Regions from separate parts of the Homo sapiens genome. Here regions 1 and 2 are each linked to region 3. The links are chromatin contacts, found by Hi-C or POLR2A ChIA-PET in ENCODE. All regions are on one chromosome and are shown on one strand. Each heading gives the region's core, a stretch centred on a gene start or an enhancer-like site at or near the end of the contact. The rest is flanking DNA. Distances are from core to core; before and after follow the strand shown. Region 1 holds the start of GBA1 (glucosylceramidase beta 1). Region 2 overlaps ARHGEF2 (Rho/Rac guanine nucleotide exchange factor 2). Region 3 holds the start of YY1AP1 (YY1 associated protein 1).

What was found. Hi-C counts contacts between places; a loop is a spot of excess contacts on that map. ChIA-PET counts read pairs that join two places held with the same protein, here RNA polymerase II (POLR2A). Pooled maps may share reads with other maps.
Region 1: a loop to region 3 is called in a pooled map, with 5 times the contacts of the local background. The contact joins the promoter of GBA1 here to the promoter of YY1AP1 in region 3. A Hi-C loop is called at or near these places in 4 of 37 single-sample maps with no recorded cell type and 11 of 50 pooled maps. POLR2A ChIA-PET finds 5 or more read pairs at or near these places in 2 of 52 experiments (WTC11 and activated T-cell).
Region 2: a pooled map shows a loop between it and region 3 (2.9-fold over the local background). The contact joins the enhancer-like site here to the promoter of YY1AP1 in region 3. A Hi-C loop is called at or near these places in 1 of 50 pooled maps. POLR2A ChIA-PET finds 5 or more read pairs at or near these places in 3 of 52 experiments (H1, activated naive CD4-positive, alpha-beta T cell and common myeloid progenitor, CD34-positive).

What each region holds. Positions count from the first base shown.
Region 1 is chr1:155,239,999-155,242,698 of GRCh38, forward strand. It overlaps GBA1 (glucosylceramidase beta 1), which reads right to left and starts at 1,251. Exons shown (of 11, transcript NM_000157.4): 1 at 1,088-1,251; 2 at 632-719; 3 at 1-79. The coding sequence starts at 1,114.
Region 2 is chr1:155,959,039-155,961,738 of GRCh38, forward strand. ARHGEF2 (Rho/Rac guanine nucleotide exchange factor 2) reads right to left here. Exons shown (of 22, transcript NM_001162383.2): 11 at 2,623-2,700. Among named protein-coding and RNA genes, the nearest start is that of MIR6738, 9.1 kb to the left of the region's middle. RefSeq lists a silencer at 1-9 and an enhancer at 2,484-2,700. Within about 2 kb of position 1,418, at least 6 of the 41 ENCODE cell types and tissues checked have a DNase peak (open chromatin) inside an H3K27ac peak, as active enhancers do.
Region 3 is chr1:155,687,443-155,690,358 of GRCh38, forward strand. YY1AP1 (YY1 associated protein 1) reads right to left here and starts at 1,332. Exons shown (of 11, transcript NM_139119.3): 1 at 1,217-1,332; 2 at 629-759. DAP3 (death associated protein 3) reads left to right here and starts at 1,649. Exons shown (of 13, transcript NM_004632.4): 1 at 1,649-1,732. It also overlaps the pseudogene LOC124904430. RefSeq lists enhancers at 738-1,372, 1,748-1,797 and a silencer at 1,208-1,257.

The sequences.
Region 1 (2,700 bases), core at 1-2,500, 450 kb before region 3:
AAGGAGTCACAGTATGTGGCATTGCAGACACACACCACCGAGCTGTAGCCGAAGCTTTTAGGGATGCAGGGGCGGGCACCTGGGAGGGAGGGAGTACAAGCAGAGTGAGGTCTGATGAAGACATGGAGAATGGACACATCTGCTAGGAGAGACTGAACACGGTTTCAAAATTCCTCACCCCTTGGCCGGGCGCAGGGGCTCACACCTGTAATCCTAGCACTTTAGGAGGCCGAGGTGGGCGGATCACCTGAGGTGAGGAGTTTGAGACCTGCCTTGCCAGCATGGTGAAACCCCGTCTCTACTAAAAATACAAAAATTAGCTGGGCGTAGTGGTGGCCGCCTGTAATCCCAGCTACCTGGGAAGCTGAAGCAAGAGAATCGCTTGAATCTGGGAGGCAGAGGTTGGAATGAGCCAAAATTGCACCACTGCACTCCAGCCCAGGCAACAGAGTAAGACTCTGTTTCAAAAGAAAAAAAACAAAATCCTCACCCCAAAGTTGGTCTCAGTCACTCAAAAGGATTTATTGAGCACCTACTAAAAGTCTACCACCAGCTTACTGGAAGGCTACCAAAGGACTATGAGGCAGAAGGGAGGCTCTGTGCTACCTCCCCACTGCCTTGACTCACTCACCTGATGCCCACGACACTGCCTGAAGTAGAAGCAATCCTGTGAGGCTGCCAGCCATGATGCTTACCCTACTCAAAGGCTTGGGACATTCCTGAGGACAGAATGAGGAATGACTGAAAAGCAAGCCCCTCTCCACCCCTCAACTACTCTCCTGGGCAGGGCTTAGCTGCCTTTGGGTGCCCATGGCCCGGTCTCCCACATTCATTAGGACAAGGCCCACAGAAACCTGGGTGCAGCTCTCCCTGCAACCCTTCTGATGACAACTCTCTGCCCACCCCAAATCAGGATGCTCCCCACCACTCTTCCCACCCATTTCAACTTCGACCCCTCCCTCCATCTGTGCCTTGCTCAAAGAGCCATGATGGCCCTGGATTCAAAGAGAGTCTGTCATTCATTAAATTCCAGTGCCAGGATTCCAGAAGCACTGTGACAATGCTGATTGGGAGCTCTCTCTCTTACCTCTCTGGAAGGACTTGAAAACTCCATCCCCTCAGGGTCATTAGATGAAGAGAAGACCACAGGGGTTCCAGAGTCTCTGAAGGATAGAGGATCCACTAAACAAAAACAAGGATGCAGGTACCTGCCTTAGCTATAGGCACTAGGTTAGCCCTGCAAGTAATTCCGGCTTCCCGATGTGGATGGGTCATGTGATGACTAGGAGCGTCACATGACACAGGAAGTGAGGCAATCACAGCCATATTTCTAAAGGGCAATTGGCTTCCTCTCATCTGTTACAGATTATATGCCCTATAAAACTCTGGAGGGCATGTATGGGTGACAACTTTAGGAAGAGCCTAGAACACAGATTTGCATGGAGAATGGGGTAGAGGCTCCTAAATCCCAGAGGATGGGAACCACAGCAGGCACACTTCTTTTTTGATAGAAATGTCAAAAAGGTACAAATAAAGCTGATATAATTTAAAAAAAAAAACTTCACTGTGCAAAATACTGACACTACCAAGATGTTTAAGACAGTCTTTGCCCTATAGAGGTGTGTGAGGCATGGAAGTCAGACACACAGATATTTACAGATAAAGACAGAAACGGTAACAGGTGTGCATGGAGAGCTCTCTGAGATGAGGAGGGACCATTCGTGGGTGGGGAATTATCCAGGATGGCTTCACAGAGGAAAAAGTGAGGGGGGTTATTAGCCAGTGAAGTGCAGGGCACAAGAGGGTGGGACACTGGCAGTGGGATGACAGGACTGGAGGGAGGGAGTGGTCAGTGCGGCTCCTCTGCAGCGTCCCTTGTTTCATCATCAGATGCAGATGGTAATAACTGTTCTTCCTTCCTCACAAGACAGGGAGGTTTGTAAAGTCGTTCAAAAACCAAAGTGTTGTACAAAGCCATATCCTCAGTGGACACAAGGAGGAAGCTGTCCATGGTGTGGCCTCATGAACCACATCAAATGAGATTTAGCGGGAGTGGCACACACAGTCATGACCTGACTAATCCCAGCTCTCAGCCCATTTCCTTGCCTGGAAAATGGAGGCAATGCCACAACCTCAAAGGGTGGTTACTGCAGTCAGTGAGGTAAGTGCAGTGCCTGACCACTTGGTAGGCACCTGGGAACTACTTGTCTCTTGTTTGTATTTTTTGTTGTTGTTGTTTTTTGAGACAGAGTCTCACTCTGTTGCCCAGGCTGGAGTGCAGTGGCGTGATCTTGGCTCACTGCAACCTCCACCTCCTGGGTTCGAGTGATTCTCCTGCCTCAGCCTCCCAAGTAGCTGGGATTACAGGTGCCCTCCAACATGCTCAGCTAATTTTTTTATTTTTAGTAGAGATGGGGTTTCACTATGTTGGCCAGGCTGGTCTGAAACTCTGGACCTCAGGTGATCTGCTGCCTTGGTATCCGAAAGTGCTGGGATTACAGGCATGAGCCACTGCGCTGGACCCCAGCCATCCTTTTTGTTCTTTAAATGATCTCAGTGAAGTCTTTCTAGATACACTCCAAGCAAAATTGATCATTTCTTCTTCTAGGTTCCTCCAGTAATTTTTTTTTTTTTGGTTTTGAGACAGAGTCTTGCCCTGTTGCCCAGGCTGGAGTGCAGTGTGATCTCGGCTCAAGCAAT
Region 2 (2,700 bases), core at 168-2,667, 270 kb after region 3:
GTTTCTTAACCTAGGGCCTACAGACCCCCTGGGATGTCAGGCTTCAGTGGCTCTGTAAACCTTCTGAAGGTGTGTAAATAGTTTTACATATTAACATAACTCGTGTATTTTTTTGGGTGACAGGGTCCAAGATTTTTGTGAGATTCATAAGGTTCCCCAGAGCAAGAGGGACCATACTTTTATTTTTTATTTATTTTTAATTTAATTTGATTCTATTATTATTTTTTTGAGACGGAGTCTCACTCTGTCGCCTAGGCTGGAGTGCAGTGGTGCCATCTTGGCTCACTGCAACTTCTGTCTCCCAGGAAAAAGCGATTCTCCTGCCTCAGCCTCCTGAGCAGCTGGGATTAAGGAGCACGCCACAACACCTGGCTAATTTTTTGCATTTTTGTAGAGACGGGGTTTCACCACGTTGGCCAGGCTGGTCTCTAACTCCTGACCTCAAGTAATCTGCCTGCCTTGGCCTGCCGAAGTGCTGGGATTACAGGCATCAGCCACTGCGCCTGGCCTATTTTTTATTTTTTGGGACCAAGTATCGCTCTGTCGCCCTGGCTGGAGGGCAGTGGTGTGATCTCTGCTCACTGTGACCTCTGCCTCCTGAGTTCAAGCGATTCTCATGCCTCAGCCTCCCAAGTAGCTGTGGCTACAGGTGAATGCTGCCATGCCTGGCTAATTTTTGTATTTTTAGTAGAGATGGGGTTTCACCATCTTGGCCAGGCTGGTCTCGAATTCCGGACCTCAGGCGATCTGCCTGCCTGATTCAGCCTCCCAAAGTGCTGAGATTATAGGGATGAGCCACCGTGCCCAGCCTGGACCACATTTTTTAGCCTTTAAATTCCATTTCTAATATCTAACTAAGGAAGACCTTTACGGCTATCTGACCTAAATTCTCCCTGTCCTGGCATATTCCCACTTCTAATTTTGAGCTTGGTAGGGAGGGAGAAAGTTTCCTTCCTCTCGCAGAGGACTGAAAGACCATCCCTCACCCACCCATCTCCTTCAACCCCAGCAGGCCCCTGCTTCAATTTCTTTCTCTGCTTCACACTCCAAGCTCTCAGATCCTATGGGGTCAGCACTCCAAGACTGAGGGAGGAAACAAAGATCAATTCCATAAAACTTGGATGTCACAATCAAGAAAACAGAGGGCGAGGCATAGTGGCTCACATTTACAATCCCAGCACTTTGGGAGGCTGAGGCAGGAGAATCACTTGAGGCCAGGAGTCTGAGCAAGACTAGCCTAGGCAACATAGCAAGATCTTATCTCTACAAAAAATTTAAAAATGTGCTGGGTGTGGTGGTGCAGGTCTGTAGTCCCAGTTACTCAGGAGTCTAAGGCAGAAGGATCACTTGAGCCCAGGAGTTTGAGTTACAGTGAGCTATGACTGCACCACTGCACCCCAGCCTGAGCAGCAAAGCGAGACCCTGTTTCTAAAAAAAAAAAAAAAGAGAGAGAAAACATACACTCCTCCTTTGCCCTTGGGGATTTTACTAAACTGTGGGCACACAGAAGGGGAGGGCTTTTGCTAAATGCTTCAGAAATAACACTCTCCAGCCTTGCTATTTTTAATCCCCCATGGTTTATATTCTTAGCTGCTGCGTGGGAGAGATGGGAAGGAGAGAAAGGGATAAAGGAAAGAGGCTGGTGAAGACTGACAATATCCAAACCCAGGGAGCAGGGATTTCATGACACAGGTACAGAGGCTCAGGCAGGCTTTGGCCTCAGGTATCACAGTTTCCTATTGTCCCTCACATCTCATCCCCAAAGCCAAGGCCTGCTATTCTCTTGCTTTGATTTAGGTGAGAAAGACTTTGCCAGTGCAGACAAATTCTGGAAAGAGAGCCTGGGAAAGTGTGCCCTGGCCCCTGATCTGCTCCCTCTGCCCTGCTGTCTCTTCTCCTCCCTGCCTGTCCTTCACCGGCTCAGTCCCCTCCTCTGGGCCTCCTCTGGCTGCGCTCCCCAAAGCTCTTGCTTACTCCCATCCCTGGTAGCTGGGATTCCAGCTGGGGGAATCAACTGATCCTGTCCTCCAGTCTGAGAGCTTCTTTGTCTTCCTCAGTAAAACTAGTAGCTCTCTAGGCATGCAAGGACCAAAGAAATTATAAAATACTGATAGGGAAGGCCCTGTATGGTCCATAAAGTTAACTGCAGAATTCAGGCTTTTCTGCCACAGAGATCCTATTTTTCTCTCCCACTGAGTCTCACTGTTGTATGGGCTGCATAAAGGGAGGTTGATTCTTTTTTTTTTTTTTTTTTGAGATGGAGTCTTGCTGTGTCACCCAGGCTAGAGTGCAGTGGTGCAATCTGGGCTCACTGCAAGCTCCGCCTCCTGGGTTCACGCCATTCTCCTGCCTCAGCCTCCTGAGTAGCTGGGACTATAGGCGCCCACCACCACGCCCGGCGAATTTTTTGTATTTTCAGTAGAGACAGGGTTTCACTGTGTTAGCCAGGATGGTCTCAATCTCCTGACCTCGTGATCCGCCCGCCTCGGCCTCCCTAAGTGCTGGGATTACAGGCGTTGAGCCACTGCACCCGGCCAAGAGAGGTTGATTCTAAGACCTGCAGGCATCTCCCACTCTCCATCTGACTTTGAATTCCTGCCTAGTCTGCCGAGCAGGTCTGACCTTTGAAGCGCCCCGTCGCTGTCTTCCAGAGCAGGCAGCCATCGTGGATGAGTTTGCGCCTCAGAAGTTCCTCTCGGC
Region 3 (2,916 bases), core at 82-2,581:
AACTTATAAGGGGAACTCCATTACACTTACACAAATAAAGGCAAACTCTTACGGAAACACTTGCCATCCTCACATACACACACCAACACAGCCGCTACACACCAACAGACCATCTGTCTGCTAGACCAAAAACATCTCTTTCCATGTACAAACTAACCAGTGACATTTATTAAACGTACAACACTGAGATCATCCTGTCGTTCCCACATACCGTTCAACGCGGCAGGGACACCACAGACCTTGTCACACAGGTAAAATCCCCTCTCAAGATCGTGTCCTCGACCACTCTTATCCCTTAATTAAACACACACAAACTGGACTATGGGGGAGGCTCCGATCATGCCTACAAACACAAACTAACCTGTCAGGGGCACAGCCGACTCCGCCTCCACTCGCTTACTTCCCAGCCCCCTCCGGGAGTCTGCCTGTCAGGGACACCCCTTCACCCCGCCTGGAGGGACTTCCCGGTAGGCTCAGGATCCCCCTCCCTGCTCTCCCCTCCCCCATCTTCACCACTGCTCTCCCAGAGGTCCAGGTCCGGGAGATGACAGTGGCTCCCAGAAAGCCCAGGATTCAATCGCTGAGAGAGTGCTTAGGCCCGAATGCCGGCCCAAATCGTTCTACTCACCGTGTCGGAGGCCGAGAGCGATGAGAGTACAGGGAAGTGAGGAAGAGGGGGTGGCCGCCAGGCTCCTCCGCTTCCCTGGGTCCACCGCGGATCCCTCCCGCTTGTCAGGAGGCGGCCAGCGGGTAAGCCGACTGGCGGAAATGCGAGAGAGGAGAAGGGAAAGGTGGAGGGCTAAAGGGGCAAACTGAGAGGAGGCGGATCCCGCAACCGACACTGGGATCGTTTCCCCTCGCAAAGCGAACCCAAAATGGCGGCGGCAGCGGCGGCAGCAGAGTGGCCGCGGCAGCTCCTCCAGAGGGAGGGAGCTAAGGGCGCCTAGCGACACCCCCAACCTCCCACTCCTCCCTCCTCGCGTTCTTCCCCACGGTCCCCCGCTTCGCCCGACTCCGGCCATGTAGCGCGCACGTCAGCCCGCACGCGTACGAGTGTCTACGGGCTCGTCGCTGGCTGCTCCCACCAACCACCACCTTCGGCCGTCCTGCGAGCCAGCCATCCCGTACGCGCTCACCCACGGGAACCTCCTCGCCCAGTTCTCCACTCCCCCTCAGACCCTGTCAAGCCGGCTCCAGCGCAGGCCCTCACGCGTACCTTCAGCGGCGCGAGCCCAAGCCTTCTCCACCTCCTCTTCTCTCCTCCCCCTCCCTCCCCGCCCGCACGGCCACCAACCGCCGCCAAAGCAGCCGCCGCCAGCACCCCCACCCTACACTCCTCGCGCGTGCGCCTCCCACAGTCCCCACCGCGGGACTGTTCCATTCCTGGCGGCTGCAGGGGCAGGAGAGGAAGGGACCGGCAAAGCGAGTCTGGCTTGCCGTTTGACTGGAATTGCCAGGGTGGCCGGCCGAGTCCCATGACAACCTACCTCCCTGGGTTCGTCGCCGCGGCGCTGCGGCTCGCCTCCTCCTCCATGGGACCGCGGCGAGGGGATCGAGGGCGGCCTAGCGCCCCTCTGCCGGCCGGTGGTTGGAGGCCGCGGCGGCTGCGCGTTGAGTCGTTTCCTGCCGGATGACCCGACCCTTTTTTGCAGTCTCAGGACGGGCGCTTTGGAGCCGGCCCCAGGCAGCGTGTGTCGGTCGCCTAGTCTGGAGAACTAGTCCTCGACTCACGGTGAGGGAATGGACCGACACGGGTATTGTACCGCTGAGGGAAAGGAGCGGGACTCCGGACCTCCAGGAGGTAGGGAGTGAGGCCGGTAGACCGGCGCGCCTCCGGGGGGGATTCCTCCCGGGCGTTGAGTTGCCAACCTGGGACCCGAGGAAGTTCGGCGTGGTGGTGTGCTTTTTGTTGTTGTTAACCCTCCTCGGATTTCTCGAATTTCACACCACTGTCCATATGCGATGATGTTTGTTTGCCCTTGACGCACTTACTCATGGATGGTACTTCAGCCTCGTTAGACAGCCTGGTGATGGAGGATGAAGAAACCATGTGCTTCTCATTCAGTTCTGGACTCAGTTTCCCTTGTCTTCAGCAAGTTATTTTTGTTAGTTCCTTATCAAAAAGTGTACATAAAAATTAGGCAACTCCAAACATGCCTCCAGGGTTGGTGTGTGAAATAATAAGATAGGGCTGGGCGCGGTGGCTCACGCCTGTAATCCCAGCACTTTGGGAGGCCGAGGCAGGTGGATGACAAGGTGAAGAGATCGAGACAATCCTGGCCAACATGGTGAAACCCCGTCTCTACTAAAAATACAAATATTAGCCGGCCGTGGTGGCGGGCGCCTGTAGCCCCAGCTACTCGGGAGGCTGAGGCAGGAGAATTGCTTGAACCCGGGCGGCGGAAGTTGCAGTGAGCCGAGATCGCGCCACTGCACTCCAGCCTGGCGACAAAGCGAGACTCCGTCACACACACACACACACACACGAAATAATAATATATGTAAAGTGGAATTAGCTCCTAGGCATAGGGAAGGTGCAGAGTATTGCCGTGTTGTCATTTACAGTTCTGTTGATGTCGATAACGTTTGTGGGTGTAATGGGTAGTGTTCTGTCCCTCCAAGTCGTTAATAAAACAAAGCAGGCCGGGCGTCTTGTTAAATAGTTGTATCAATGACTTGATTTAGATTAATGAGGATATATTTTTCAAATTTATGCCTTTTACAAAATTTTTAAAGAGTAGGTAATGTCGGTGATAGATATAAAGAAAGGAAAAGATCTCCAGATGTGGAATCTTCTACTGGATCCTGTAACAGAAAGAAGACATTAGGCTGGGCGCAGTGGCTCACACCTGTAATCTCAGCACTTTGGGAGGCGGAGGAGGGCGCATTGCTTGAGCCTAGGAGTTCGAGACCAGC